2 separate regions of the Homo sapiens genome follow, and region 1 is linked to region 2. Evidence: chromatin contacts called from ENCODE Hi-C data. All regions are on one chromosome and are shown on one strand. The core of a region is the stretch at or near the end of the contact, and the rest is flanking DNA. Distances in the headings are between cores, read along the strand shown. Region 1 holds the start of BANCR (BRAF-activated non-protein coding RNA). Region 2 overlaps TJP2 (tight junction protein 2).

Region 1 (3,163 bases), core at 158-2,657, 91 kb after region 2:
CAGAAAAGGAAAATTCCAGACAGTTTGTGGATGGGAAGAGAATCAACAAATGGTAAAGGTCACACAGATATCAAACCAGAAAGAACTCATCCCCTAAGCCAGGAATTGAACCCTGGACTCAGGCTGTCATTGTGAAAAGACAAAGCCTTAGTCACTAAGCTACAGCATTGGGCAGTTTCCATTGCTCTTCCTAGAAGAAGTCTAGAGCTTGCAAAGGCTTTTAACTGCTCAAGATAATTTTTAGGGCTAACTATGACATGAACTCCATGTTTCTTGTCTGCTGGATGATGGAGACCAAGAGAAAATACCACCATGTGGTTAAAAGGTCAAGCTCCCAAGGACATGAAACAAGACGAGAGGGAAACTTCATCCAGCTTTTTCTGTTTCAGGGACCTGCAGCAAAGTTTGTTACTGAGGTCCTAAGCCCATGTTCTATCCTAAGGTACTCCTCTTTATGACAGACCGATACAGAAACACAAATTTATAGCACAAAGTATACCAGGTTTGCTATAGTCGCCACTCCACTCAGCACCCAAAATGGAACTGGCAAGGCTCAAACTTGCTCCTGGATGGACCCTGTCAGCTTTCATCCAACCTCTGACCAAGAGTTTCAACATGATGTTTCTGGGCAAGATGATCGCCCTGAATAACAGAAAAGATAAGAAAGAGAAAGGAGAGAAAGGAAGAAAAGCATTGCCGGTAGCAGGGTGGGGAGGCAAAGAGGTCAGGGAGGCCAGAAAAAGACCCATTGCAGCGACACTGAATCAAAAGTTTAGGTGGCCGCTTGTCAGTTGTGAAGGGATCTTTTCCAGCAGCTCCATCAGCTCTCAAGTTTCCCCTTTTGGGGAGGAAAAGACTCTTATGTGTCATGATCCTGTACATGTCTAATCCTGTTACGCACAGCCATCAGCAAAGAGTGCAAGGCAAATTAATCCAAAGAGAATAATGGTTAACATCCTGTAATGCCAAATCCATTTTTAGCCAAGTGGGACTTTACTGACAGGGGCCTCTAACCCCCTAAATCTTAGGAAGAACTCTAACCTTCCTAAGTTGCGTCTCAAACCCAAGTCCGGTCAACCATCCTTACCTTTTATTAAGAGGGTCCTTTAACCCACACTGTCTTAGGACTGAGACTCTAACTCCTCTAAGTTGGGCCTCTAACCCAATCCCATCTTTACCCGGGTAAAATGTACCCCAACACTTACCCAAAGTTGGCCCATTGGTGCTGCAGTCTATTTCCTTAGGGTCAGGGGTCTCTTCAGTATTGTCCCTTCATGGTCACCAGGAAGATGTTACCAGAAAAGGGTCCCAATCCAGACCCTACAAGAAGGTTCTTGGATCTCACACAAGAAAGAATTACAGTTGAATCCATAAAGTGAAAGCGAGTTTATTAAGAAAGTAAGGGAATAAAGAATGGCTACTCCATAGGCAGAGCAGCAGCATGGGCTGTTCCACTGTTGATACTTATGGTTATTTCTTGATTATGTGTTAAACAAAGGGTGGATTATTCACGAGTTTTCCAGGAAAGGGGTGGGCAATTCCTGGAACTGAGGGTTCCTCCCCCTTTTAGACCATATAGGGTAACTTCCTGACATTGCCATGGCACTTGTAAACTGTCATGGCACTGGTGGGAGTGTCTTTTAGCATGCTAATACATTATAATTAGCGTATAATGAGCAGTGAGGACGGCCAGAGGTCACTTTCATCACCATCTTGGTGTTGGTGGGTTTAGGCTGGCTTCTTTACCTGGTGCTATTTTATCAGCAAGGCCTTTGTGACCTATATCTTGTGCCGACCTTCTATCTCATCCTGTGACTTAGAATGCCTAACCTCCTGGAAATGCAGCCCAGTAGGTCTCAGCCTTATTTTACCCAGTTCTTATTCGAGATGGAGTTGCTCTGGTTCAAACATCTCTGACAGAAAGACTACGGTAGGAAAGGGAATGGAAAAAATTGATGTGCATACTTGCCACTAGGTGAAGTAACAATGTTGGGCTGTCATGTGATTCTGCAGAGTGAGGGTGGTCAGGAGTAAAACAGTGTTCAGGTGGGTGTTTGGGGAAGTTGTAGGCAGCTGGTGATTAGATTTCTCGGAAGACGTGGTCTCCCTTCAGGTAGCCTCACAGACTACAGCGGTACCAACACCTCTTGTGGGGCACCCTAACTTCTCCAGGACATGACCAAACTTGGCATTTCATGGAAGAGAAATACCAGGCCTGCCTCAAGTACTCTCCTTACTGCATTTGCCCCTCTTCAGCTTCCCTGTGAAGCTGGAATGTAACTACTTAAGTACTCAAGAGGCCTTCCACAAGAAACACAAAAGCTTTGCATTCCAGCTCTTGGTTCTCTGCCACATGACTGTCTCTAAGAATTTCTATGTTATTTTTGGAATGGAAAAACCAGACACAGTATGGCTTCTTTGAAAAGACAAGGTGATTGCTCTCCAGAAGGTTTTCAGAAAATAAACACTCTAATGCTTCTGTTCAACAGGCATTTAAAATTCAAGAAGAATGAGGGCATGAGGAAAGAACTGTTTGGACACAGTTAATTCTCTGTATGTGCCTTATATTAGTGGTTGTAGTGGAATTTGGAGCAGAATATAATCAAACACATTAGCACTTATGTGGAAGGAGCAAACAATGAGATGGGCGATATGGCCCACTTTGAGATCTTTTGTTTAAAACAACAACAAAAAAAGAGCCACCTGGCTACTTTTTTAGCTCTGGAATTTTCCCCAGGTGGGCTATTAACATGACAGAGTGGAGGAAGGGAATATCTAGCTGGTGATGGTTTATTTTCTGTCTTCTTTATAGATCATTTCGGTGGGGCCTGTAACATATATTAAGCCATGCGCTTCTTTTACAGCTTTTTAACATGATCTTCACACATACTTTCCTGACTGAATGGTGCCCCACCCTCACCAAAATATGTGTTCACATCTGAATCCCTAAAACCTGTGAATGTAACCTTATTTGGAAAAGGATCTTTGCAGAGGTAATTAAGTTAAGGTTCTTGAGATAAGATCATCCTGGATTACCTGTGTGGACCATAAATCCAACAGGTATCCTTACAAGAGACAGAAGAGAAGACACAGGCACACAGAGGAGAAGGTCATGTGGAGATAAAGGCAGAGATTGGAGTGATGCAGCTACAAGCCGAGGAAC
Region 2 (2,747 bases), core at 116-2,615:
ATCCTGGCCAACATGGTGAAACCCTCCCTGTCTCTCTACTAAAAATACAAAAATTAGCTGGGTGTGGTGGCACATGCCTGTAGTCCCAGCTACTCAGGAGGCTGAGGCAGGAGAATCACTTGAACCTAGGAGGCAGGGGTTGCAGTGAGCCAGCACCACTGCACTCCAGCCTGGCAACAGAGCAAGACTCCATCTCAAAAAAAAAAAAAACAAACAAATCCATTTACTTCTTTTTCACTGTATGTTGAAATGAAACTACCAACACATCTACTTTGAAGTTAAAGGTATACTTTAAAAATATAATTTTAGGCAGACATAAGAAAGAACGAAATATGTCCTTTGCAGCAACACGAATGTACCTGGAGGCCATTATCCTAAGCAAATTAATGCTGAAACAGAAAACCAAATACTGCATGTTCTCACTTAGAAGTGGGAGCTAAACATTGGGTACACACAGACACAAGGACAGGAACAGTAAACACTGGGAATTCCAAAAGTACGGAGGGAGGGAGAGGAGCAAAGTTTGAAAAACTACTTCTTGGGTACTGTGTTCGGTACTTGAGTGACAGGATCATTAGAAGCCCAAACCTCAGCATCAGACAATACACATATATAACAAACCTGCACATGTACTCCTGAATCTAAAATAAAAATAAAATTAAAAAGGATTGGCTAGCACTGGGAAGAGCAGTCTTTTCCCGCCCAGCTAGAAAGTTGTGGTTTTTTTTTTTTGTTTTTTAGAGACTTCTCCATTTGCCCAATTTAAAGTGCAAAAGCTGCCTTGGCTTGTTGAAGCCTTGACCTCACAGGCTCAGGTGATTCTCCCACCTCAGCCTCCCAAGTATCTGGGACTATGGATGTGCACCACCATGACCAGCTATTTTTTTCTATTTCTAGTAAAGACAGGGTTTTGCCATGTTGTCCAGGCTGGTCTTGAGCTGCTGGACTCAAGCAATCTGCCTGCATTGGCCTCCCAAAGTGCTGGGATTATAGACATGAGCCATGAGCCTAGGCAGAAGGTTTTTTTTTTTTTAATATGTCAAAACATCACAATATACAGAAGAATTAAAAATATTTACAGTACAGGCCAGGCACAATGGCTGTCTGTTGTAATCCCAGTGCTTTGGGAGGTTGAGACAGGAGGCTCATTTGAGCCCAGAAATTTGAGGCTGTAGTGAGTAGTGATCACACCGCTGCACTCCAGCCTAGCAACAGATCAAAACTCTGTCTCTTAAAAAACAAATACAATAAGGAAATCTGAAAATTAAAAAATACAGTTTTAGTACAGGTTCAGTTTTTACTGAAGTTGTTCCAGCTCGGGCCAGCATGATGCAAAGAGGTACAACTGGTGCTTCAAACAGTACGTCCCTATTTGGACTGAAGACATTGTTTCCTATCCCGGCCAGCTTCTAGTGATAACTCCAGTCTGCACTATCAATCTTTTCCAGCCTCTACAGGCTGTTTCTTTCAGATAAGGAATTTCCCTTTATAAACCTGTCAGCTGACAATGACTATGCTTTGTTTTGTTTCTCATTTGTTTCTGTAAGCCCATCTGTTCCTGAACAGTCTCTGGTTATTGATTTGACCTTTATTTTATTGAGTGCTTGTAATAAATCCTGAAAGCCACTTATTGAAGGATTTTTAATATTTCTCCTCTCTGATGTACAGGATTCCAAAAGAGGATTTGGAATTGCAGTGTCCGGAGGCAGAGACAACCCCCACTTTGAAAATGGAGAAACGTCAATTGTCATTTCTGATGTGCTCCCGGGTGGGCCTGCTGATGGGCTGCTCCAGTGAGTGTCCTCCCTCGCTCCGCAGCCCCTACCAGCCCTACTGGTTGGCCCTAGACGGGGTATTTTGGTTGGTGTCCACTTTATTTAAAAAAAAGAAAAAAATAACAAACTTTTATATAATATTTGAAAAGTCTTCAAGCTGGAATGGAAGCCATAACACACCATGTTTGAATAATGCCCAAACCTTGGGAACACCCCAGCTTTGGAGCGAGGAGGGCAGTTGTTTCCGTAAGAAGATAGTTCCAAACATCCCTCCTAGGTTTAGGAATCATTTCTGAACATGGAGTTTTAAATTGGCATGCTTCTCAACCCCGATGCTTAACCAACACTGTTTATGTTTGTTTTAATTTATATTCTTTAAGAATTTAATGAGGAGACTTTGGTTTATTGATTATCTTATTTGTAAGAGTGATGTGGAAGTTGGGACAATTTACTATAGGAAAACCACAAGTTTTCCAACTGCCAGCTTTCTGACCTGAAGAAGTAACACCATTTTATTTTAATTTTTAATAAATTTTTTCTTTTCTTTTTTTTTTTTTTTTTCAGACAGAGTCTTGCTCTGTCACCCAGTCTGGATTGCAGTGGTGCGATCTCAGCTCACTGCAACCATCACCTTCCGAGTTCAAGCAATTCTCTTCTGCCTCAGCCACCTGAGTAGCTGGGATTACAGGTGCCTGCCACCACTCCCAGCTAATTTTTGTATTTTTAGTAGAGACGGGTTTTCGCCATGTTGGCTAGGCTGGTGTCAAACTCCTGACCTGAAGTGATCTGCCCACCTCGGCCTCCCAAAGTGCTGGGATTACAGGCATGAGCCACCATACCCAGCTGGTAACACCATTTTACATGATACATGCCTGATTCCCACAGGATAACTTCTCAGGACGAAGTCTAAAGTTAACTGTATGGCTGCATTGGATAAATAGCTCAAAAGTTTAGGTTTTGTTGGTGTTTAAA

The links. A loop is a pair of places that touch in the nucleus more often than their neighbours do. Pooled maps may share reads with other maps.
Region 1: a map of cardiac septum shows a loop between it and region 2 (2.8-fold over the local background). The contact joins the promoter of BANCR here to the enhancer-like site in region 2. A Hi-C loop is called at or near these places in 3 of 168 maps with a recorded cell type or tissue (cardiac septum, esophagus muscularis mucosa and heart left ventricle) and 2 of 50 pooled maps.

The regions. Positions count from the first base shown.
Region 1 is chr9:69,305,649-69,308,811 of GRCh38, forward strand. It overlaps BANCR (BRAF-activated non-protein coding RNA), which reads right to left and starts at 1,408. Exons shown (of 4, transcript NR_047671.2): 1 at 1,206-1,408; 2 at 500-642. RefSeq lists an enhancer at 1,863-2,448 and a silencer at 2,185-2,479.
Region 2 is chr9:69,214,671-69,217,417 of GRCh38, forward strand. TJP2 (tight junction protein 2) reads left to right here. Exons shown (of 23, transcript NM_004817.4): 3 at 1,669-1,793. Among named protein-coding and RNA genes, the nearest start is that of TJP2, 42 kb to the left of the region's middle. Within about 2 kb of position 1,366, at least 3 of the 41 ENCODE cell types and tissues checked have a DNase peak (open chromatin) inside an H3K27ac peak, as active enhancers do.